Linked DNA regions of Homo sapiens: regions 2 and 3 are each linked to region 1. A link is an interaction called in ENCODE POLR2A ChIA-PET data of the cell type or tissue named here. Cell type or tissue: IMR-90. All regions are shown on one strand. Links, peaks and the distances in the headings refer to the core of each region. The heading gives the core; the rest is flanking DNA.

Region 1 (7,617 bases), core at 1,707-4,206:
TATGGGAGTTGACAGGCTGACTTGGAGGAGGCTCATGTTCCAACTATTCACTCATTGTGCAAGCTACGGGGCCTCTTTGTGCCCAGTGCCCTAGGTCTGGAATAACAGAATGCTGAGGGGTAGACAGCAGGGGGGAGTTGCCCCCAGGTTCCTGACCAGTCCTCCTACGGCTTATAGCACGTCGACATCCAGAACTTCTCCTCCAGCTGGAGTGATGGGATGGCCTTCTGTGCCCTGGTGCACAACTTCTTCCCTGAGGCCTTCGACTATGGGCAGCTTAGCCCTCAGAACCGACGCCAGAACTTCGAGGTGGCCTTCTCATCTGCGGAGTAAGTGTGGGCCCTGGCCCTGCTAATGTTGCTGCACATCTGGGGCTGGACATCGGGACCAGGCCCAGTTGCCCTGAGAACCCCTGGAGCGGGCCAGCCACATTGTCAGTCAGCGGCTGAGACCCCCTTCCCCAGAGAGTCCCCGTCCTTCTCCATCCCCACCCCCCCGCTGCTGAGCGTGCCAGGTGCCCGCCGGAACGAAGGAGCCGCAGGCCGGCCTACCAGCCCGGGCCAAAGCCCACCAGGTGGCCCTGTCCATATCCCCTCCATCCTCCCTCTGCCCCCTTCTCCCTCTCTCTCCCTTTCTCTGTCCTGCTCTCCTCCCACTATCACCAGAGCTTCCTGCTCCCACGGGATCCCGGCTGGAGATTCCAAAAGGAGGCTCCTGGCCCGGGCACCGTGCCCGCCCAGCCTATATAGTGCTGCCAGAGGCTTATATAGGACCTCAGCAAGCCCTCCACTTTGGAATCGTTGCCCCGTCTGCTCACCTCACCCTCAGCACCCTTCTCCATCTGTCTTCCCTTCTTTCCCCTTCTCTTTCTGGTTTCCCTCAAATTTCTTCCTCCTCCTCCTTCTCCTCTTCCTCCTCCCCCCACCTCCTCTCACGCCTCCCTCACCCCCTCTCCCCGGGGCACAGCCCTCCTCTCCAACCTTGGTGCCAACGCCATCGCCCCCACCCCGCGTTCCCGCTTGCCCCTAGAGTTCTCTGCACCTGTGACTGGTTTGGCCCCCACCCTTGTCTGCATTGCACACCATTAGTGATGGGTAGTGAGCGGCACGTCCACAGTGGGGAGGAGGCATGCGGGGGGCTGGCAGACTGCAGCACTGGAATCGTAATTGAACTCATGTCTCTGTGTGTGTGTGTGTATGTGTGTGTGTCTCTGTTTCCTCCCCTCTCTCTTCTCTGCCTCTTCCCTCTCTTCCCCACCCGGGGCCCTGGCCTCCTGCCCCCGTCCCCCACCCCTTCCCGGCCCCCTACCCTCCCCAGGACCCATGCGGACTGCCCGCAGCTCCTGGATACAGAGGACATGGTGCGGCTTCGAGAGCCTGACTGGAAGTGCGTGTACACGTACATCCAGGAATTCTACCGCTGTCTGGTCCAGAAGGGGCTGGTAAAAACCAAAAAGTCCTAACCCCTGCTCGGGGCCCCACGGTGAGAAACGCCGCCTCTACCACCTGCCCCGTTTCACCAGAATCTGCTCAGCAAGGCCAGAGAGGGTCCAGGGAGGCGGGTGGGGGAAGTAAGGGGGGCATTTAGTCAAGCCAGAGGAGCCAGACATAGCCCTGTCTTCTGGCAGTTCAGGGCCCAGCAGGTGAGACCATTCTAAATGGGCAGTGATGACCCAGGTGGGCAGCACTGTGATGGGGGAAGCCCAGGGGAGATGCCTGACCCAGGCTGCAGGTCTGGGCCCCCCATCTGAAAAAAGTGCAAACTAAGCTGGGATCTGAACAAGTTCAGGCTAAAGGAGGGAGAGGGAGTTCCAGGCAGAGGAATCAGCCTAGGCTTAGCAGGGCAAGAGAGCTGGAGAGCACAGCACATCAGGAAGGGAAGAAACTTGAGTCTGGATATGAGGGAGGAGGGGGCCACAGTTAGAAGTTTGACCTTCTGGCCGAGCACGGTGGCTCATGCCTGTAATCCCAGCACTTTGGGAGGCCAAGGTGGGCAGATCACGAGGTCATGAGTTCGAGACCAGCCTGACCAACATGGTGAAACCCCATCTCTACTAAAAATACAAAAATTAGCCAGGCGTGTGGCGCACACCTGTAATCCTAGCGACTCAGGAGGCTGAGGTAGGAGAATCACTTGAACCCAGGAGGCGAAGGTTGCAATGAGCTGAAATCATGCCACTGCACTCCAGCCTGGGTGACAGAGCGAGACTCCATCTCAAAAAAAAAAAAAAAAAAAAAAAAGTTTGACCTTCCTCCTGAGGACAACAGGAGTTATAAAGGGTTTCCAAACAGAGAAGGGATGGATATAGCATTCTAGGACCTTCCTCGGATGAGGCTTGGATGAGAGATGGGATGGACTAGATGACTGGAATAGCTTAAGAGCTAGAGAGACAGGCTTCCCAATAGATCTGGTTTGGAGAGGGAGAGGGAAGGTCAAGAAGTCTGCCAGGCTCCTGTGTGGGCACTGGGGAGTTGGTGGTGCCATACTCCAAAGTGGGGAGCTCAGGAGCAGGACCAGTTCAACAGGAAGATGTTTCTGGCTGGGGACTCTGGATCCTAAGCCAGCTGTGGCATTTCCTCTCTGGTCACCTCACCTCAGTACCAAAGTAAAGAATTCAGATCCTAAACTAACTACCCCATTACAGACAAGGAGCTCAGAGAGAGACGTGGGCTAAGACTGTCCTGGGGGTGGGAGGGAGAGGGAAGATGGTTAGGTCAGAGCTGGGGCCAGAAACTGAGACTCCAAACTCCCCACTTAGTGGCTGTTTTCCTTGCCCCATCACTGTGTTCCCGCCCATTTTGTAGAGAGGATTGAAAATAGAGGCCCAGAAGGAGCAAGGGGATTGGCTGAAGGAATGTGAGTCAGTGACAGGTAGGGGCACACTCAGATGCCCCTCAGGGCCTGGAGCCATTGTGGGGGGCAGTCCACATGTGCACACACACACTCAGAGAAGGAGCACAGATGAGTGGCGGATGGGCTTGGTGCTATCTCCAGATCATATATGGACTTAGGAGCTGCTGCCCAGCAAGCCAGCTTGGAGGGAGAGGGGCCCAGCCCAGCCCTGATCCAGTTGGAAAGTGTGACTCAGCCGTGCTGTTGCTCAAGTTGCCTGGTGTTTGGCCTGTCACTGGGGCAGCCTGAGCCCTGAGCCCTGAGCCCCAGTGTAAACAATGGCTTTATAAGGTCTCCAGGGAAGGGAGTGGGGCGGGAGGGAGCACCAGGTTGGAGAGGGCGGTCGGGATCCCCAGGACGATAGCCACAGCTGGAAGAAGCTTCAGAGAGAGGCTGCCTTTGCATCATGGTACAGCTCGGGAAACAAGCCCAGTCTGGGATAGGGATGACCCTAGGGGCACGTGGCACATCAGCAGCAGACCCAGAACCCTCTCACTCATCCTAAATTCTTGTAAGGTCTCAAATGAGATAGAGAATAACTGTCCTGTTCTAAAGAGGGGGAAACAGTCATAGAAAAGGGCCTTATCTAGCACCCACAACTGGTTAGGGATACAGTCTGGACTAAAACAGAGGTGTTCGGTGTTCTGCCTCCCAGGTTTCTTCTCTGAAGGAGTCCAGGTGAGCTGGGGGTAGGCCCAGCCCTACCACAGTTCTGAGTTTGTCCATAAGGGCACGAGATGGGAGGTGGTCTTGGGTTCTCAGGTGTCTTGAGAATAAGGAGCAATTGTTGCCATTATGCCTTCCCTGCCATAGGAAACTCATTCAGCAACATTGAATGCTTGCTATGTCCCAGGTATGGCAGATAGGAGGGATCAAGGCAGAAGAGGTCTTGCTCTGGGGGTTGAGGGACAGGGGAAAAGGAGCCAGAGAGCAGACTCCAGCTTCAGAGCTCTGGGAGCTGTCAGTTGCTTAATAGGCACAACCCACTCACTCCAGAGTGGGGAAAAGGCTTTGCCAACACCCAGAACTGGGGGCCTGGGTCCCATGCGGCCTAGCCTGCACTTACTAAGCCATGGGGCTTGAAACAAATGGCTCCTCTGCTCTGTGACTCAGTTTCCTTATCTGTGAAGGGCAGCTAGCATTCTGAAGGATGGCCAGAAGGGTGGTCCCCCCGAGCATGGCATAGATGGTCCATTGGTATTGGCTGGGATCCTCATCTGCCTCCTCTGCTCTACCCAAGGCAGGTGATAAGGGTTAGAGAACCCCTCTGCTGCCCACACGTTCCCTGGCCTCCATCTCCAGCAGCAGGGTTATCCCCACCCCCTGTCAAAGAATAGGGGTCCCTGGGCCTCTCAACAGGAAGTACCAGATCAGGCAGCTAGCAGACAATCATCGGTGGACCACAGGGCCACTAGAGTGAGACCTATCCATAGATAAAGATTGGCCAGTGATGAAGCCCATCTGGGTGCAAAGGCCGAGCTGAGAGGCTTCTACCAACTGGAGTGTGCCAGTGAGGGTGAGCAGAAGGTGGTCTCCAGGGAGAACATGGGCAGGGTTTGGAGCCAGCACCTCCCCAGGGTTGGAGGAAGCAGACCCAGGACCTGCCTGACTGGGATGGGGCTCTCTTCTGCCATCTCCGCCTCCACCTGCCTAGCTCTGCTCCCCCGCCCCGAGAGATGCCTCCAGGCTTGGGTAGATGAAGCCAGGGGCTTCCTGCCTTCCTGGAAGGCTTTTCCCTGTCTGGAGTTTATGAAAGACCAGCAGGCAATGCGGCAATAAAAAAGACCTTGGGGTAGAGGGGCGCCACGAGAGGCGGGTCTGGCGCTGACATCCAACCCCGTGCCCCCTCCCTGCAGGATGCTGGTGGACTGTGTGCCCCTGGTGGAGGTGGACGACATGATGATCATGGGCAAGAAGCCTGACCCCAAGTGTGTCTTCACCTATGTGCAGTCGCTCTACAACCACCTGCGACGCCACGAACTGCGCCTGCGCGGCAAGAATGTCTAGCCTGCCCGCCCGCATGGCCAGCCAGTGGCAAGCTGCCGCCCCCACTCTCCGGGCACCGTCTCCTGCCTGTGCGTCCGCCCACCGCTGCCCTGTCTGTTGCGACACCCTCCCCCCCACATACACACGCAGCGTTTTGATAAATTATTGGTTTTCAACGATCCTGACTCCTCTCTGCGTCTCCTGGGGGTGGGGAGGGGGTTTGAACCGAAGGCAGCTCCGCAAGGTCTCCAACTCCAGCAGGGATCCTCAGAGGTTCTTCTTCCGACCTCCCACCCCACCCGCCCGCAGCAACGAAGGAGTCGAGCCTCAGTTAAGGCAGGAGGGAATTTAGTGGAGCTGGGGAAGGAAGAAAGTGGGGTTGGGAGAACCTCCCCAACCCCATCCCTGCTGGCCCGGGGACGGGCATCGGCTCTCAGCAAGAGAAGTATTCCCGGGATGCTGAGCGCTTCATTCTGTCTCCAGGACTCAGGCAGGTAGGTCCCAGCTCCGCCGCGCCCCCGGACCTACAGGTCAGCGTGGTCCGAAGTTTCCTCTGGGGGCTTCGCGGGCGCCCACACGTACTCGGGGGGCACCTGCGCGTCGGGCGCCGCCTTGCGGTAGAAGCCGAGCTCCTGCACTAGCGCATTGATCTCTTCGCGGGTCATTTCACTGAGTGGGATGCGCTGAGGCGGAGGAGGGGCGGGGTCAGCAGGCTGGGCCTCGCCTCTGGCCTCGCCCCCAGCCCACCTCCCACGGCCTCACCTCTAGTTCCTCGTAGCGGCGGCCCAGCAGCACGAGCTCAGGGTCGGCCCCAGGGAGGTGTTTCATCACCAGGTTGTGACTGGAGGTGGTGTTAAGGAGCGGGGTGGTGGGCAGAGGGAGGTGGTGGTTTCCGCAGCCTTACTGATGGGAACAGCATTGCCTCCTTTGCTCAGAGCTTACTCTGTGCCCGGGAGGGGCCAGGGTCTCCGCTTATACGTGAGAAAATTAGGGTTCAAAGAAGTAAAGGGCCCTCCTCTCCATTCTGTGGCAGTCATCACTAGTCAATCTCTCTTGCCCACCCAACATGGAGACCACCTCAGAATCCTCTGGGAGCCACTACCAATCAATTCAACTTGTCAGTTGAAAACCATCTGCCACCCCTTTCTGAAGTTACGTGGAGATTCTCCCAGGTGCCCATCCCATTTCCCCTCCCCCAGAACAGAAGGATACTAGAATGGAATGTCCTGCGTGACGAAAGCCTTCACCTGGGGAGGAACCAGAGCATCAGAGACCATGACCTCAGTCTACTCGAGGTACAGACGAGACACTGAAGCCCAGTGAGGTCATAAAGCAAGTCAGGTGCAGGCTAGACTCTCAGCCTAGGCTAGACTCTCAGCCTAGGGATCCTTCCCCCCTCCCCGCCCCAGTCATTGGGACCATGTTGCCCACTCCCCAAGAGGCTCAGGGGGAACAGAGCTAGGGACCTCTTCCTTCAAACTCACCTCCTTTAGGCGGTTCAGCTGTCATCCCCCGCAGGTCTGGAGGGGGATAAAATGGGATAGGTCAGGAGTCCTTCACGTTTATTCCAGTCACATCCCCAAAGCCATACTTCCTTATCCCTGAGTTGGGTCGGGCTGTGAGTTATCCCCGGATCAGCAGTTCCCAAGGTCTGAAGGAAATGCTGGACCCTTGTGGGCAGAAGGGGGAACTGTGTATACAGGTGGGGAGACTCAGGCCTAGAGACACCAGGGGAAAAGAGCAAGGCCAGAGACCCACAGTGTGCCTGCCAGCCTTGGGGCCTGTACATCCTACTGGCTGTGGACTGACTCCCAATGCCCAGGGGAAATGATCACCCTGCTCCTCTTAAGCAGTAGAGACCTGGGCTTGGCCTTTGATCCCTGAAATCTCACAGTGGAGGCAGAGCAGAAGGAAACACCTCAGAATGGCCCTGGGGGCCCCCATTGGAGACACCTACCATCTGGTCCCTACTCTACACAGGCAGACCTCACCCTGCCTGCCACCTGCGGCCCAGCCCCACAGACCATGTGGTTGCTTCCCTGACATGGGAGGATGGGAGGGCTCCTCCCTGCCTTCCCTGAGGAGATGCCACCATCCAGCAGGAGTCTAGACCCCAGGACCACCCACTCCAGCCCTCCTCCATCCTACCCTCAGCCCTTTTCTTAGAGACAGGGTCTCACTATGTCCCCCAAGCTGGTCTTGAACTCCTGGGCTCAAGCAATCCTCCTGCCTTGGCCTCCCAAAGTGCTGGGATTACAGGCGTGCACCACCGGCACCCAACCATTCTACACCCTTTTGTCAGACAGAGCTGACAAAAAGCTCAGAGGCGGGCTGTGATGGTCAAAGTCACATAGCAAGACAGGGACTCCGAACGGGAATTTCCTGGTTGGGGGAGGATGGGAGGCTGCTGCAGAGTAAATGTTGGCAACCAAGTTCCCAACTCGGTTGCCCCTCCGAGTTGGCCCCCTTCCCCGGATCCTGCATATGGGAGGAGGCACCCAGAAAGTCTTCTTTCCCCCCAGGAGAAGGAAAAGAGACTTTCTGGAGCCTCCAGCCCTGGAACCGGGTCGGGGGGGAATTCCAGGAAAACATGAAGTGATGGGGGATGGGAAGTTGGGACAGGATTGGGAGTCATAGGCCACGAGAAGAGTTAGGAGACTGCGTCAGTGTGTCTGGGTGTCCGCTGTCGGACCGGGTAGGGGGAGCTGGGGAAGGGTTCGGAGTTCCAGGCCCCAAAGT
Region 2 (7,617 bases), core at 3,288-5,787, 900 kb before region 1:
CAAAGTGCTGGGATTATAGGCGTGAGCCACCACGCCCGGCCAGAAATGTATTCTTTTACAGTTCTGAAGGCTGGAAATCTGAAATCAAGGTGTCAGCTGGGTTGGCTCCTTCTAGAGGCTCTGAGGGAGAATCTGTTCGATGCCTCTCCTAGCTTCCAGTGGTTGCTGACAATCCTTGGTGATTCTTGGCACGCAGGCCCATCACTCCAGTCTCTACCTCTGTCTTCACAAAGGTTTCTTCTCCATGTGTCTGTGTATCTCCAAATCTCTCTCTCCTTACACAGCTATCAGCCATTGCACTTAGGGCCTACTCTCCTCCAGTATAACCTCATCTTGACTTGATTACATCTACAAAGACCGGATTTCCAAATAAGGTTATATTCACAGGTACCCAGAGTTAAGACTTTTTTTTTTTTTTTTTTTTTTCCAAGACGGATTCTCGCTGTTGCCCAGGCTGGAGTGCAGTGGCGCGATCTCAGCTCACTGCAGGCTCCGCCCCGCGGGGTTCACGCCATTCTCCTGCCTCAGCCTCCCGAGTAGCTGGGACTACAGGCGCCCACCCCCTCGCCCGGCTAATTTTTGTATTTTTAGTAGAGACGGGGTTTCACTGTGTTAGCCAGGATGGTCTCGATCTCCTGACCTCATGATCCGCCCGCCTCGGCCTCCCAAAATGCTGGGATTACAGGCGTGAGCCACCGTGCCCGGCAAGTTAAGACTTTAACATACCTTTTCGGGGGACACAATCCCGCAACATCTAGTGTGTTTGTCTCTGACGAGGCTACATCTAGAAGTTGTGGTCCAGCTCATGAACCATATTTCAAGATGTACATTGAAAAAAAGCATTTGTCCTGATAAAGGTGGCCACACGGTGAAGGATCTTGCATCTGCGTGATATGAGAAATGCTACGGGAACTATGTTCAGCTTGGATCCAGGCTTTTGGAAGAGTATAATGTCCATCTTCACATGCATATGGGGCTTTCATGGTACACATAATCTGTATTGGAGGGAAGTAGATTTTGGCTCAATATAATTTTGGCTCAAGATCCAAAGGATCTTTGGATTAAGGCCATTTACTAAGGGCAGTGAACTTAAAGCAGTTGTAACTTACCTCATCCTTCACTCATCTAACAAATATGTACGAGGCCTGTTATGCTCCAGGCAGCAGGCACCAGGCCAGATGTTAGGGCAATAACAGGCATATGAAAGATACAGGCCTTGCCCTCAGGAAGCTTGCAGTCTAGCAGGCCCTGACAGGGTCCAGGCAGGCTGGGTTGGCACGTCGGTCAAATTGTTTCTTAGCTAAGGCATCATGGTCTTTATGGCCTTTGAGAGGCAATATGTAAATGAAAGTGGGGGTTTGGGGTGAGGAGTGGGAGTTGAGTGGAATGGATTTTTTTTTTTAATTTATCAGCTTACATCGGAGGAATGGATTTAAAAAAAAAAAAAGATTGAAATGAACACAAGGGCTTTCCCTGGCAGGCCACATGCAAAAAAAGTCAGCTCCTTCACACCATCACTCATGTCCAACCCTCAGTGGAGAAGTTTTATCTGCACAAGTCTCAGATTCCACTCTCCTGCTTCCCATTACAGCCTTCTCAGCCTTACCCCACCCAGCCTGAGTAACGAAGCTCAACAAACAAAACAGTAACTGCTCGGGCCAGAGCCACCTCGCTGGGAAAACAAGTTCCTCTCCCAAATCTCAGCAGACAAAATAGCCCAGGCCCTAGGTGTTTCCCCTTCTGCCTGGGACATGCAGCCAGGAAAGCAAAGCGAGAAGCTCTAAATCAAGTGTTTTCAGCCGAACCAGACCCAGGAGTAGAAGGGAGAGGCCTCCACTCTCAGCGGCTGTTCCTCCTTAATGAGCCAAAACAAAGCCGATGCCAAGGAAGTTAATCTGCCCTGAGATAGGGGAGAGCCACTCCCTGAGGTGGAGAAGGAGCTTGGGCCCAGGGCACGGTCTGGCCTAGGAGGCTGGGCCTACAGAGGTGCACACGGCCAAGATCAACCTTCCAGGTGAGAGGAGGTTCAGTCTTTCAGAAAAAGGAACCCCCTGTATGCTTGTTTGCTGCCTTTTGACCATATGAGGAGACAAATACACTATTTAAAAGATCTGTCAGCCTTACGCCTGTAATCCCAGCACTTTGGGAGGCCGAGGCGGGTGGATCATTTGAGGTCAGGAGTTTGTGACCAGCCTGGCCTATATGGCGAAACCCTGTATCTACAAAATATACAAAAATTAGCTGGGAGTGGCGGCGCATGCCTGTAGTCCCAGCTACTCAGGAGGCTGAGGCATGAGAATCGCTTGAACCCAGGAGGCAGAGGTTGCAGTGAGCCAAGATTGTACCATTGCACTCCAGCCTGGACAACAGAGCAAGACTCTGTCTCAAAAAAAAAAAAAAAAAATCTGTCATTGGTGCTTGGAAATGCCTGGCACTCAACACCAAGGAGGTCTCGAAAAACATCTGGAAGAGATCATGGGGTTCCTGCCCCCACTGTCCATCCTTCCCCTGCTTCTCTGCACAAGTGCACATAGCCTCACCCAAGCACACATGGGTACATGTGTACACATACAACAGCACACATACATTCACCCTTCCGGCACATGCATCCTCACACATGTATACGTGCATGTGCACACATACCCACATACATAAACACACTCCTATATGTGAGTATGCACACAATCCACCTTCTCACACATTCTCAAATGCACCTGTCTGCGCACACATTCTCACGCAAAACACACATGTTCTCCCTCACGCATGGCTATAAGTGCACGTGCATGCATCCTTATACACACATTCACACACAAACGTGCACTCTGTATACACACGAACCTGCACCTTACATCTTCACACATGTCCATGCGTATAGGTTAATGTACACGTTTACCCTCATACACAAGCACACACATACATGCATTTTCACACATGCATATGTGTGCACACATTGTCATAGTGCCTTCACACACATGCACACACACATGTGCATCCTCACATACATCCTCACACCTACATACCCCCCATGCCCTATACTTGGGTGAACACTCATCCTCTCATACACAAAGCCCTTTTGAGCTGATGCTTCTCCCAGAGTTAATTTGACTGTCTCCTCCATGACAAGGAGGGGCCAGTGACTGGGTCTGGTTTCCATTTGGAGCTCGCAGCCTGGCACCCAGCTTGACAGACAGATGGTAGCAAAGGCCCATAGCCCCAGGTCACCCACGGGCCCCAGAGGAGTGTTCCTGCCATCCATCCATCACCCAAGAGCCAGCACCCTGGAGTTGGATCAGTGTGGTCCTCACAGTAGCTTGGTGACCATGAATAAGTTTCACAGCCTGAGTCTTAGTTTTTCATCCAAAAAGGGTGGTTAACACTTATTTCATGGAGTTGAGAAGGCTAAGATGACAGAGGTGAAGTGGCCACACATAGTAGGTGATCAGGAAAGAGCTCTTTCAGGCGGCTGCCCTGGGCCACCAGAACTCCCTGGCCACCATTCTCCAGGGCCCCAGGCACACTGGGGTGGGAACTAATGAAATCCAAATGTGAAACTCTAGGCCTTTCATGTGGTTGCTGGTCAGAAGCACATTTGATAAGGTGTCCCGGCTGTCCTGGCCGTCCCTACATGAAGTCTGTCTAGCCAAGGCATTTCCAGGGGTCTAATGAGAAGGGAACTGTGGTTGGGTGATTTCGAAGGTGATGGGAAAGACGTTGTTTTTCATTTATAAAGCTGCCAGGGCCAGTTGGGGAAAAGCAGAGGAAAGGGAAACTACAAGAAAGTAGATCCAAAGAAACAGAACCTGAAAGAGCTCCCCAGGCTGCTGCCTAGAACATCTGGAACTAAGCTAATGGGCATGGAGGGAGAGCAGCTGCCAAGCCATCTCTTGGCACGAGCTCTGAGAGCCGCCTGAGGGAGCTGGAGCAGACGCCGTGGGACTTTTCCCCTGAGTTATTGCAGCTTCCTCCTGGAGCCGGCCCGGGGTGGCGGCTCAAACATGGAAATGTGGTCTGAATCCTCTTCCCAGCAACCGCTGCTGGGCCTCAGTTTCTCTCTGTGAGGCGGGCAGTTGAGCGAAATGAAATTATAATATTTAATTATAATATTGCGAGTGTCAGACACTGCGCTGAGTTCTGCATGTGGATCCTCTTAATCCTTAAAACAACTCCAGAGGTGGCAATGATTGCACCCACTTTACAGATAGAATAACTGGTCAGAGAGGGTGTGTGTGTGTTACCTAAGGTCACGGAGCCAGCAAGGGCACCGGGTGAGAATTTGAACCCAGAGCCACTGGCTTCCTAACCACAGCGCTCTCCTGCTGAGCAGGGACAAGTACTCATCTTCCCAGCTCTCCCTGCAGTCAGGGAGCCAGAACACCCTGGGACCGGAAACTGCTGCCTGGATGACCTCAGCCAGCTACCTCGTTTCGCAGACGGGGAAAGTGAGAACCAGAGAAGGCCGGTGACTGGCCCAAGGTCACGTTGTGTCCCATATCCTCCTCTCATTCCCGGACGTCCAGCTCCCCAACAGCCCCAGCACAGAGCTGGGGAAAAATCTTCAGAGACATCCCCTTGGGAAGACAGCTGGAAGGCAGGGCTGAGCCGGGGTCATTTGTGACCCAGCGGTGAGGTGATGAGGTACTGACGAAAGTACTGTATTTCCCCCTTTTGAGAAACGCTTTGGCATCAGATGAGTCTTGGGGGAGGGAGGAGAGGAATTTGGCAGGGATCTGGTTATAAGCCATCTGGAGGGTGGCGTGAGGACCGGAAAAGCCGCTGCCCGTTCTGTTTGGTCTCATCCCCTGAATGAGGTCACTGAATGTGCACGGGAGGCTCAGCGCTGCCCCACTCCAGCCTGATGGAGAAATCCTACCCGAAATCCCAAAGCAGGGCAGGGACATTCCCACCAGATACTTTTGCAGCCTTTGTCCTGTGGGACGAAGCAAGGGATGATGACACACTCGCCTGCCCACCCGGAAGTGAGTCTCAGGTCATTGCATCAGAAGGGTGACAACCTAACACAAGTCATTGCTAAGCAACTCTCGCGTGCTCAGTATTCACATTTTCTTGCTTCATTCTGACCACTACACTGCACAGGAGCCATTATTCTCACCCCCCGCCTCCATTTACAGATGAGGACACCGAGACCCAGAGAGTTTTTTGTTTTGTTTTGTTTTTTGAGATGGAGTCTTGCTCTGTCACCCAGGCTGGAGTGCAATGGCACGATCTCAGCTCACTGCAACCTCTGCCTCCTGGGTTCAAGAGATTCCCTTGCCTCAGCCTCCTGAGTAGCTGGGACTACAGGCACCTGCCACCACACCCAGCTAATTTTGTATTAGAGATGGGGTTTCACCATGTTGGCCAGGCTGGTCTCCAACTCCTGACCTCGTGATCCACCTGCCTCAGCCTCCCAAAGTGCTGGGATTACAGGCATGAGCCACCGCGCCTGGCCTGTTTTATTTTTTGTTTTGTTTGTTTGTTTTGTTTTGTTTTCAGAGATAGGGTCTGGCTTTGTTTTCCAGGTTAGGGTGCAGTGGTGCGACCATAGCTCACTGTAGCCTCAAACTCCTGGGCTCAAGCAATCCTCTCGCCTCAGCCTACCAGGAACTGGAACTACAAATGCATGCCACCATCCCCAGCTAATATTTTTCCTTTTTGGAAAAATGAAGTCTCACTATGTTGCCCAGGCTGGTCTCAAACTCCTGGGCTCAAGTGATCCTCCTGCAGTGCTGGGATTACAGGCATGAGCCACTCTGCCCGGCCAATCTCAGAGAGTTTTGATGAAGTTACAAAATTCTGACCATGGAGCCAGAACTCAAATCTAGGTATGTGAGGTCTGAGCCCAGGCTTCCACCAGGGCCACTGTGCTGCAACTGCCACCACTTCCTGGCACCTCAAGTGACACCCGAGCATCATTCAAGGGAAATGGCCCATATCCCGGCAATTCCCCCACCCGCCCCACTTTCTTCTCTGAATTAGGGACTTCGGCAGAGACAGAGCCCCAGCAGCCTCCACCCGTCCCCTCGTGTCGGCCTTGCTCACCCACGGATGAGTCAGTTGGAATGTTTGGACATCCCAGCTCAGCGGCTGTGGTACCAGGAGCTGTCAGGAGGCGGGAATGCAGAGAATGTGGCTCACTGTGCTCCCGCCCGCCCAGGCTGAATCCGCAGAGAGGTTTGGAAGGTGAATGACACAATGTTTGTCAAGGGTTTGGGACGACAGGTGCATGTGAAGATGAGGACAAAGACTGATTCTTTTCTTGGGGCTGCCAGCACAGTTTCGCATCCCTCCCACACATGTCCGCATTCCAGGCCCAGACACTCCGTGCCCTGGGCTCCTATGAAGGGCAAGAAACCACTGATTAGGAAGCAAGAAGAAGAAAAAGAAATGTCCCAGGCTCTTAAAAGAAAGAGTGTTTGACCTCTTTACCCAAATGCCATCCTGAAACACAGCTTTTTTGTTTTTCGTTTTTTTTTTCTTTTAGAGACAGGGTCTTGCTCTGTCACCCAGGCTGGAGTGCAGTGGCACGCTCACAGCTCACTGCAGCTTCCAACTCCTGGGCTCAAGCGATCCTCCCGCCTCAGCCTCCCAAAGCACTGGGATTACAGGCGTGAGCCACTGCACCAGGCCCTGAAACACTGCTTTGATTCTGTCTCTCTCCTACTCAGATGCCTTTGTGCAGGCCGACAATCTTTTCTGGTGTCTTCTCTGTGCGGGGCTGTGTCTGGGCACTGAGTAGACAGTAGTGAAGAAGATGATGATAGTCCTTCCCCAGGGAGTTTCCTTTCTGGAGAGAGGTTCAGATAATTAAAAAGTGAGTGCGCTCACGCCTGTAATCCCAGCACTTTGGGAGGCCAAGGCGGATGGATCACAAGGTCAGGAGTTCGAGACCAGCCTGGCCAATATGGTGAAACCCCGTCTCTACTAAAAATACAAAAATTAGCCAGCCATGATGGTGGGCACCTGTAATCCCAGCTACTCAGGAGGCTGAGACAGGAGAATCGCTTGAACTCGAGAGGCGGAGGTTGCAGTGAGCCGAGATTGCGCCATTGCACTCCAGCCTGGACGACAGAGCGAGACTCTGTCTCAAAAAAGAAAAGTGAGTGTGTGATTACAGATGAGCAGTGTGGGGGAGGAAACAAACTAGGTCTATGATGGAAATTAGGGGAATGGGGTTCCTTTAAAATGAAATCAAACTCCGAGAGCTGCGTGCTGCCTAAATGTGTCACCTCACTGCCCACTGAACACACCATATTTTTCTGCCTCACTGCCTCAGTTCCTGTAATCTCCCCATCCGGGTTCCTTTTTCCTCCCACCTTTCCAGAGTCTGTGCTGCCCACCCCGCCATCCAGAAACTTCCTTGCCCACTTAGGGCTCTGCCCTGTGGATATAAGGTCACCTTCTCATCTCTCTCCCTTCCTATGGGAAGCATAGTTATCTCATGCACCAAGGCTGCGTGAGAATTCCCTCTGACACAAGGGCCCCAGAATCTTTTATTTTGGTGCCAGGCACTGGGGAGATGCAAAATAAATAGTTCTTTAGCAAATGAGCATCCCCAGACTCTGGCTGACTGTGGAAGGTCTGGAGAATGAGCAAAGAAATCGCGTTTAAGAAATGCTC
Region 3 (7,617 bases), core at 1,820-4,319, 120 kb before region 1:
GCTGAGGTTTGAGCAATGCAAGCTCGTTCTGTCCCACAAGGACTTTGATTCTTAAGAAAGGTGACCACAAAGTGATCAGAGTTGAGTCATTCTGATCGTAGTGTTCTAAAGAAACCATTTAAAAGTTTATGAAAGGAGATCTCCAAAGTATGCTGGCTCCTATTCTCCAAGCCTGGTTGTCCAAGTTTTCCTTTGATTGTATAAACTACCACATAGCCTCCTTAAAATAAGTTTCCTTTTTGTCAGCCAAAATGGGTTTCTATTGCTGGTGACCAAATGACTGACTAATTACAGAAATGGAGGCCGGAGAGTTAAATGGTAGGCCTTTAACCCACAGGAACATATGGAGGATCTGGAATTGATTATTGTACTGAGACAGATAATGGCACCAGCTCTTGTTCTGTGTCCCTGGGAGGATAAATCTACGAGTTAAGGGTGACAAAACAGTAATGATATCATTTCTTGTCATTTGGAATCGTGCCTGTTGAGAGTAGAATTTGGAGGGCCAGGTAATTGTTGACAATAGGACAATTTAAAGTGGATAGACTGGGCACAGTGGCTCACACCTGTAATCCCAGCACTTTGGGAGACCAAGGTGGGTGGAGCACCTTAGGTCAAGGAATTCAAGACCAGCCTGGCCACATGATGAAACCCCGTCTCTACAAAAATACAAAAATTAGCCAGGCATGATGGTTAATCATGTAATCCCAGCTACTCGGGAGGCTGAGGCTGGAGAATGACTTGAACCCAGGAGGCAGAGGTTGTGGTGAGCCAAGATCGCACTGTTGCACTCTAGCCTGGGCAACAGAGCAAGACTCCATCTCAAAAAAAAAGAAAGAAAAAATTAGCTGAGCATGGTGTTGGGTACCTGTAATCCCAGCTACTTGGGAGGCTGAGGCAGGAGAATCTCTTGAACCTGGGAAGCAGTGTTTGCAGTGAGCTGAGATTGTGCCACTGCACTCCAGCCTAGGTGACAGAGTGAGATTCTGTCTCAAAAAAATAAAGTGGATAAAGCAGGCCAGGACCACTGAGTTAGAATGGTTACTTTGATTGCATTAGCTATTTTATTTTTTTTAATTTTATTTATATATATATATATACTTTGAGACAGAGTCTCGCTGCAACGCCCAGGCTGGAGTGCAATGGTGCGATCTCAGCTCACTGCAACCTCTGCCTCCTGGGTTCAAGTGGTTCTCCTGCCTCAGCCTCCCAAGTAGCTGGGATTACAGGCACACGCGATCATGCTGAACTCATTTTTGTATTTTTAGTAGAGATGTTGGCCAGGGTGGTTTTGAACTCCTGACCTCAAGTGATCCGCCCACCTCAGCCTCCCAAAGTGCCGGGATTACAGGCATGAGCTACCGCCCCTGGCCCCGGTAGCTGTCTTAAAGTGAAGGGCATCAGCTCAAACCCAGAAACTGACCTGTGGGCATAGAATAAAATACAGGCCCTTTTTGTGGCCAGGATAAATGAATCTCGGTGCTTAAATCCACACTAGTACTTGGAGATTAATTATTCAAATTGCAAAATTACAATGCTGGTTGAATTTGTAGCATTACTAACGTCTCTTTTGTGAGAGTTAAGGTATTAATCAGAAAAGAGACTGTATAGAGTGCTGATACCTGGGAAGATTCAGAAGATTTAGAGAATCCCAATCCTCGAAATATCTCAGGAATGAAGGTTTGGGTTACCCTATTAGTCAAAAATCCCTGACTGAATTAAACAAAAAAGTATAGTCAAAGAGGAAGAGATAAATAGCAGTTATAGCCCCATAACCTGTTGGAGAAGTAAGATCTGTAGCCTCTACCCCATATCTTTTAGGTTGCCTTATTTTATTTCCCCCTCTCCTCTTTATTCATTACAGTATTCTGCCCTAACATTTCCTGGCTGAAGTTTGAGCATGATGCAAGTTAATCCAATCAGATTTCTCCTCCATTGGAGCTGAGCCATTCTAGTGGTAGTGTCCCCTCACTGATGTGTATGAGTGTGTTGGTGATGGTTAAATATATCAGGAAATCCGTAAGTTGCAGATTATCAAGATGGGGTTAAGAACTAGAGAAGAATGAGCATCACCCAGAAATCTTAGGCTTATAACTAGAAATTATTTTAGGTTATCTCCCTTTAAGAGGAAGATCTCCCTTTAGGGGGGATTATGTTGAGTGAAGGTATTAAGATTGTTCATGTTGAAGAATGCATGTCCACATAGTGTACGTTTGCCTACCCAGTGTTATCTTTTTCCCCTCTGAGAATAGCACTTCACCTTTCCTTTGGGAAACTACCCATTTCCCATGCCATGTGAGCCCAGAGGATAATGTGTAAGAGGTATATGAGTTTCTGAGAGGAATGTGAGAGGTCTTCACCTGCCCAGATTCCTGACTTAATCTTTAAGTCTTCTTGCCCTGTAGACTCTGAAAAATCTCATCCATTTCCATGGCCTTGGTTTCTAACTGTATATTGATAATTTCCAGATTCCTACCTTTGGCCTTGATATGTGTCTTGAGCTCCAGATCTGAATGCCCACCTGTACCTTGATATCCACTGCTTGATTAACACAAAGATACTCTCACCCAACATAATAAACGCTGACCTCTTCATTTTTTCCTTAAAATCTGCTCTCCAGTGTTCCCTTTGTTGGTAAATGGCACCACCCTCTACTCTGTTTCTCAAACCAGAACATGAGAGTTATTCTCGAAGCTTCCCTCTCTCCCAGAGTCCCTGTTAGTCATTAAATGATCTTGGTGTTAGCATGTAAATATATACCTTAAAACTATCTCCACTTCTATCACTTTGTCCAAGGGAACATATATCTGTTGCTGTAAGTACTATAATGCCTTTCTAGTGGTTTCACTGCCTCTATTATTGTCCCACTGCAGTCTTCTCTACAGGACAGCTAGAGTAGCCCCCCAAGAGATAGGGTATCCCTGTTGCCCAGGCTGGAATGCAGTGTCAATCATAGTTTACTGCAGCCTCAAACTCTTGGCCTCAAGCATCCCTCCTGCCTCAGCCTCATGAGTAGCTGGGACTGCAGGCACGTACCACCATGCCTGGCTGGCCATTTATTTATTTATTTATTTTGTAGATACACTATCTCGCTATGTTGCCCAGGCTGGTCTTGAACTCCTGGCTTCAAGCAATCCTCCCACTTTGGCCTCCCAAACCACTAGGATTACAGGTGTGAGCCACTATGCCCAGCCTACTTAACCTTTTAATAGTTCCCCCGGCATTTCAGAATAAAATCTAAACTCTCCTGGTTTACAAGGCTCTTCAGCTTCTCATTATCTTATTCCTCAAGCTTCATCTTTTGCCACTTCAAACAGGAACAACTCAATTTTGTATATTGGAATTTCCTGTATTATTATTATTTCATTTGAAAAAAAAGTTTCCACTTTTTTTTTTTTTTTTTTTTGAACTGAAGTCTTGCTCTGTTGCCAGACAGGAGTGCAATGGCACTACCTCGGCTCACTGCAATCTTTGCCTCCCAGGTTCAAGCAATTCTCCTGCCTCAGCCTCCCGAGTAGCTGGGACTACAACTGCGTACCACCATGCCCAGCTAATTTTTTGTATCTTAGTAGAAACGGGGTTTCACCATGTTGACCAGAATGGTCTCAATCTCCTGACCTCGTGATCCATCCCCCTCGGCCTCCCAAAGTGCTGGGATTACAGGTGTGAGCCACAGTGCCTGGCTGGGTTCCACATTTTTTAAAGCAGTGGAGATGCAAGAATTCATTAAAAGAAAGACAAAATTGAAATGATTATTCAGAACAACCCAAAAGCCTATTGCTATGAATACTGTAATTTATTTTCTTCCATATTTCTTTCCATGAAATTTTTAAAAATCTAGTATTTGTAACTGATACAGAGAGCTACAGTAAGGTGCCTAGAGAGCAACCAAATCCCTACCTCACAACATTTACAAAGATAAATACCAAAAGGACTACAGATTTAAATCTTAAAATGAAACACTAGAAGAATATTTAGGAGACTATTTTTGTGATCTTATGACATGGGAGATTTTCATAAACAAAGCAGAAAACCTACAAGCCATAAAGGAAATTACAGACATATAAGACTACATGAAACAAATCTTGGTTCTGTAAAAGATGTGATAGATTGGAGAGATATTTCCAACATAAATGACAGATCCAGGACTAATGTTGCTAATACAGAGAGTTCCTACAAATTTATAAGTAAAGTAATAATCACTAGCCATTTATTTGGTGTTTGTTTCATACTTGGCATTGTTTCAGGCACTTTACAAGTGTTATTTAATTGTCACAGTTTATGAGATAGGCAATATTATTCCTGTTTTACAGCTACGGAAACAGGCTCAGAAGGATAAAATAACTTGCCCATGTCACACAATAGGTGATAGAGCTATGACTCAAACACAGGTTGTCTGTTAGTCTGTACTTTGAACCATGATGCTCTTCAACATTTCCGTAAGCATATGAAAGATAATGAGGTCAGTGAGATGTGATGTACAACAGAGCAATGAAGTACCATTTGCCACCTATCAGATGGCAGAATTTAAAAGAGCAGTAACATATAGTGCTGGCAAGAATTAGGGTAACAAAACTTTTATACATTGTTGGTGGGCATGTAGATTGTTCCAATTTTTTTAGATGATGATCTGGCAATACTGATGCAAATTTTTAAATATACACTTTTGGACCCAGCATTCCTACTTTAAAGACTCTCAAAGAACTAAAAGCACCAAGATAAAAGGACATCAGTATGAGAAATTTACTGCAACGTAACCTGTGCTAGCAAAAAAATTTAAAAAGCAATCGATCAAAGTGGAGTGGTTGAATCAGTTATAGGACAGCTATACTGTGGAGTGTTATGCAACTGTTAGAAAGAAGACCTCTATTTCTTAGCCTGTGGCATGTCCATGATGCATTAAGCAAAACAAACAAAAATTACAGAGTAATGTATATCATAATAGCCCATTGTATGGGGTGCAGGGCTGGAAGCCCTACAAATGTATCTAAATGAACATGAAAGAAAAGTGGAAGGATACACCAAATTGAGGGGTTTGGAGAAACTTGGTGCTTTATACATACTGGCATTGTTTCACTGGTTGTGGGAGCACATCCTTTTTTTTTTTTTTAAGAGACAGTTTATTTCTAAGGGAAATAATTAAATTTTTATTTATTTTTATTTTTTTTTTTTTTGAGATGGAGTCTCGCTCTGTCGCCCAGGCTGGAGTGCAGTGGCGCAATCTTGGCTCACTGCAACCTCCACCTCCCGAGTTCAAGCAATTCTCCTGCCTCAGTGTCCTAGGTAGCTGGGATTACAGGCACATGCCACCACGCCCAGCTGATTTTTTTTTTTTTCTTTTTTTTTTAGTAGAGACAGGATTTCACCATGTTGGCCAGGCTGGTCTCGAACTGCATACTTCAAATGATCCACCCTCCTCGGCCTCCCAAAGTGCTAGGATTACAGGTGTGAGCCATAAATATAATTTTTAAAGCAATTAAATTGTACCTAGACTTTTTCAAGTTAGCATATGCTAAGGGATCAAAAAAGAGGGCAACAAAGAGTAACAGTTGGTTAACTCTTTTATATCCAGGGTTGCCTTTTGTAGATGCATGGGTTCCAGGTGACTGGCCCTCAGCCTTTGAATAGGCCACTCCCTACGACAGAGAAAGGGTTGTCCACTAGGGTGCCACTTCTAACAAAGATGTGTTGTCTCCCTGTATTTGTTCTTCCCAGAGTAAACACATTTTTCAGTTTCCCTGGCAGGTGTAACCCACTAACTAAATTTTAGCCAGTGGGACCTGAGTAACTTATAGGACTTATCCTTAAAAAGGAGTGAGCCCATCTCCTTCCTTCACCCTCCTGACTAGAATGTAGGCTTCACCCCGCTGACTAGAATTCCATGACTGGAATTTGTCACTGTTGGACCATAAAGGAGAAGGCACTCTGTGCCAGTGACGATGGAGCAACAAGTTAGAAGGAGCCTAGATTCCTGATGAATGTGAAGCCACCTTACCAGGCCTGAACTGCTTATCTCTGGACCTCGTTTACAAAACTAATTTCTGTCTTCTTGACATCATTAGTATATGAGGTTTTTCTCTGCCTCACAACTGAACGTAGTCTGCCCATAAATATTTTGCTGGAAATATTTCTTAGGAACATCTGATTCCATCCGTTCTGATTTTATACTACTGAATCAACCTGCCCCTAGCTGGACTCACTAAGAGTAGATGACTGGTTGGGTCATGAACCAGCCACATATCTTTAATCATAAATTAATAGGGCTGTGCACAGTGGCTCACGCCTGTAATCCCAGCACTTTGGAAGGCCGAGGCGGGCAGATCACTTTAGGTCAGGACATCTAGACCAGCCTGGCCAACATGGTAAAATCCGTCTCTACTAAAAATACAAAAATTAAGCCAGGCGTGGTGGGTGCCTGTAATCCCAGCCACTCAGGAGGCGGAGGTTGCAGTGAGCTGAGAGCTGAGAGCGCACCATTGCACTCCAACCTGGGGAACAAGAGTGAGATCCGTCTCAAGAAAAAAATCATAAATTAATAAATTGGTCTCTTTATTAGTTCAGTGGCCCTCCTTTATGCTCTCAGAGTCTCACTGTTATGGACATCCATTGCTTTTGTCTACTCAGTATCTATCTTCACTTCTTTTGATAAGAGAATATTAGTTGCGCTCTGAGTTTCCAACCCTCCTTCACTTTCTGTCTGTTCACTACCCCTGGCTCCAGGACTGAGCATGTAACTCGGACCGACCAGAGCACTGCAGCGCCTTGGTCAGGGTAGTTGGATATGGAGTGAGTTTATTATCTAAGCCAAGCCAGTTTTACACAAATAGAGCTAATGGAGGTGGGGGAATTTCCTTTTTAATCTATTGAATTTAGAACTGTAAGGTTGCAAGACTGGCATTATTGGCAGCCCTCTTGCCACCACAAGGAGGTTGCTCATCTGAGAATGAGGCTGGTCTTGAACTCCTGACCTCAGGTGATTTGCCTGCCTCGGCTTCCCAAAGTGCTGGGATTACAGGAGTGAGCCACTGCATCCGGCCTAATTCTGCTGTTTCTGTTCCACTTCTGTTGACTCAGGAGAATGGCAAAGATGAGCCCAGGAGTCCTTAAGATTCTCAGTGTTCCACTCTTGATGTAATTGTTGATCTAGCTTCAGCCCATTTCCCTGACCTAATGACTGGGTCTTATTTCGGCTACTTTAAGACATGGAGACCTACTGGTTTGGGATGGCAACCTGGGATAAAACTGTGAGGGCTTCTGGGATATTCTAATTGTTTGGAATTACACCTAAGCAGAAAAATACCTTTTATTATTGTTGGTGTAAAGGACCAGGACTCTGACTGAAACAAACCTACGGTTTTTTTTTTTTAATAACAAGTAGCAATTGAGGGTATGGGACCTTGATCTGATGCAGTCAGTGCAGTGGTAAGCCATTTATCCCTGTGGAGTGTGCCCAGGCTCCCAGGACTGTTCACCTGCTCTGATAGAGATGACAGAGGTCATGTTTCATTTTTTCTTTTTTAATTTTTTGAGATGGAGTCTCACTCTGTCATCCAGGCTGGAGTGTAGTGGTGCAATCTCGGCTCACTGCAACCTCCGTCCCCTGGGTTCAGGCAATTC

Evidence for each region. ChIA-PET counts read pairs that join two places held together with the same protein. Peaks named below come from ENCODE experiments on the same cell type or tissue, not always from the same donor. Only the 100,000 strongest peaks of a DNase experiment are listed, where the experiment ranks them.
Region 2: POLR2A ChIA-PET joins it to region 1 with 7 read pairs; 1 of 35 experiments calls an interaction of 5 or more read pairs at or near these places.
Region 3: POLR2A ChIA-PET joins it to region 1 with 7 read pairs; 5 of 35 experiments call an interaction of 5 or more read pairs at or near these places.

What each region holds. Positions count from the first base shown.
Region 1 is chr22:31,099,568-31,107,184 of GRCh38, forward strand. It overlaps SMTN (smoothelin), which reads left to right. Exons shown (of 21, transcript NM_134269.3): 19 at 178-329; 20 at 1,318-1,482; 21 at 4,749-5,057. The coding sequence ends at 1,462. It overlaps SELENOM (selenoprotein M), which reads right to left. Exons shown (of 5, transcript NM_080430.4): 2 at 6,363-6,398; 3 at 6,091-6,125; 4 at 5,641-5,719; 5 at 5,210-5,561. The coding sequence ends at 5,403. Among named protein-coding and RNA genes, the nearest start is that of SELENOM, 4.2 kb to the right of the region's middle. RefSeq lists enhancers at 4,235-5,185, 6,685-7,457. In IMR-90, for the core only: no CTCF peak of the experiment used is centred there; a DNase peak (open chromatin) is centred at 3,114; H3K27ac peaks cover 2,078 bases.
Region 2 is chr22:30,201,009-30,208,625 of GRCh38, forward strand. It overlaps LOC105372988 (a long non-coding RNA gene), which reads right to left and starts at 6,186. Exons shown (of 3, transcript NR_188588.1): 1 at 6,040-6,186. It also overlaps a transcript of HORMAD2 not described here. RefSeq lists enhancers at 4,722-5,921, 5,776-6,397. In IMR-90, for the core only: no CTCF peak of the experiment used is centred there; DNase peaks (open chromatin) are centred at 3,883 and 4,823; H3K27ac peaks cover 2,500 bases.
Region 3 is chr22:30,980,116-30,987,732 of GRCh38, forward strand. No RefSeq gene overlaps it. Among named protein-coding and RNA genes, the nearest start is that of TUG1, 15 kb to the left of the region's middle. In IMR-90, for the core only: no CTCF peak of the experiment used is centred there; no DNase peak of the experiment used is centred there.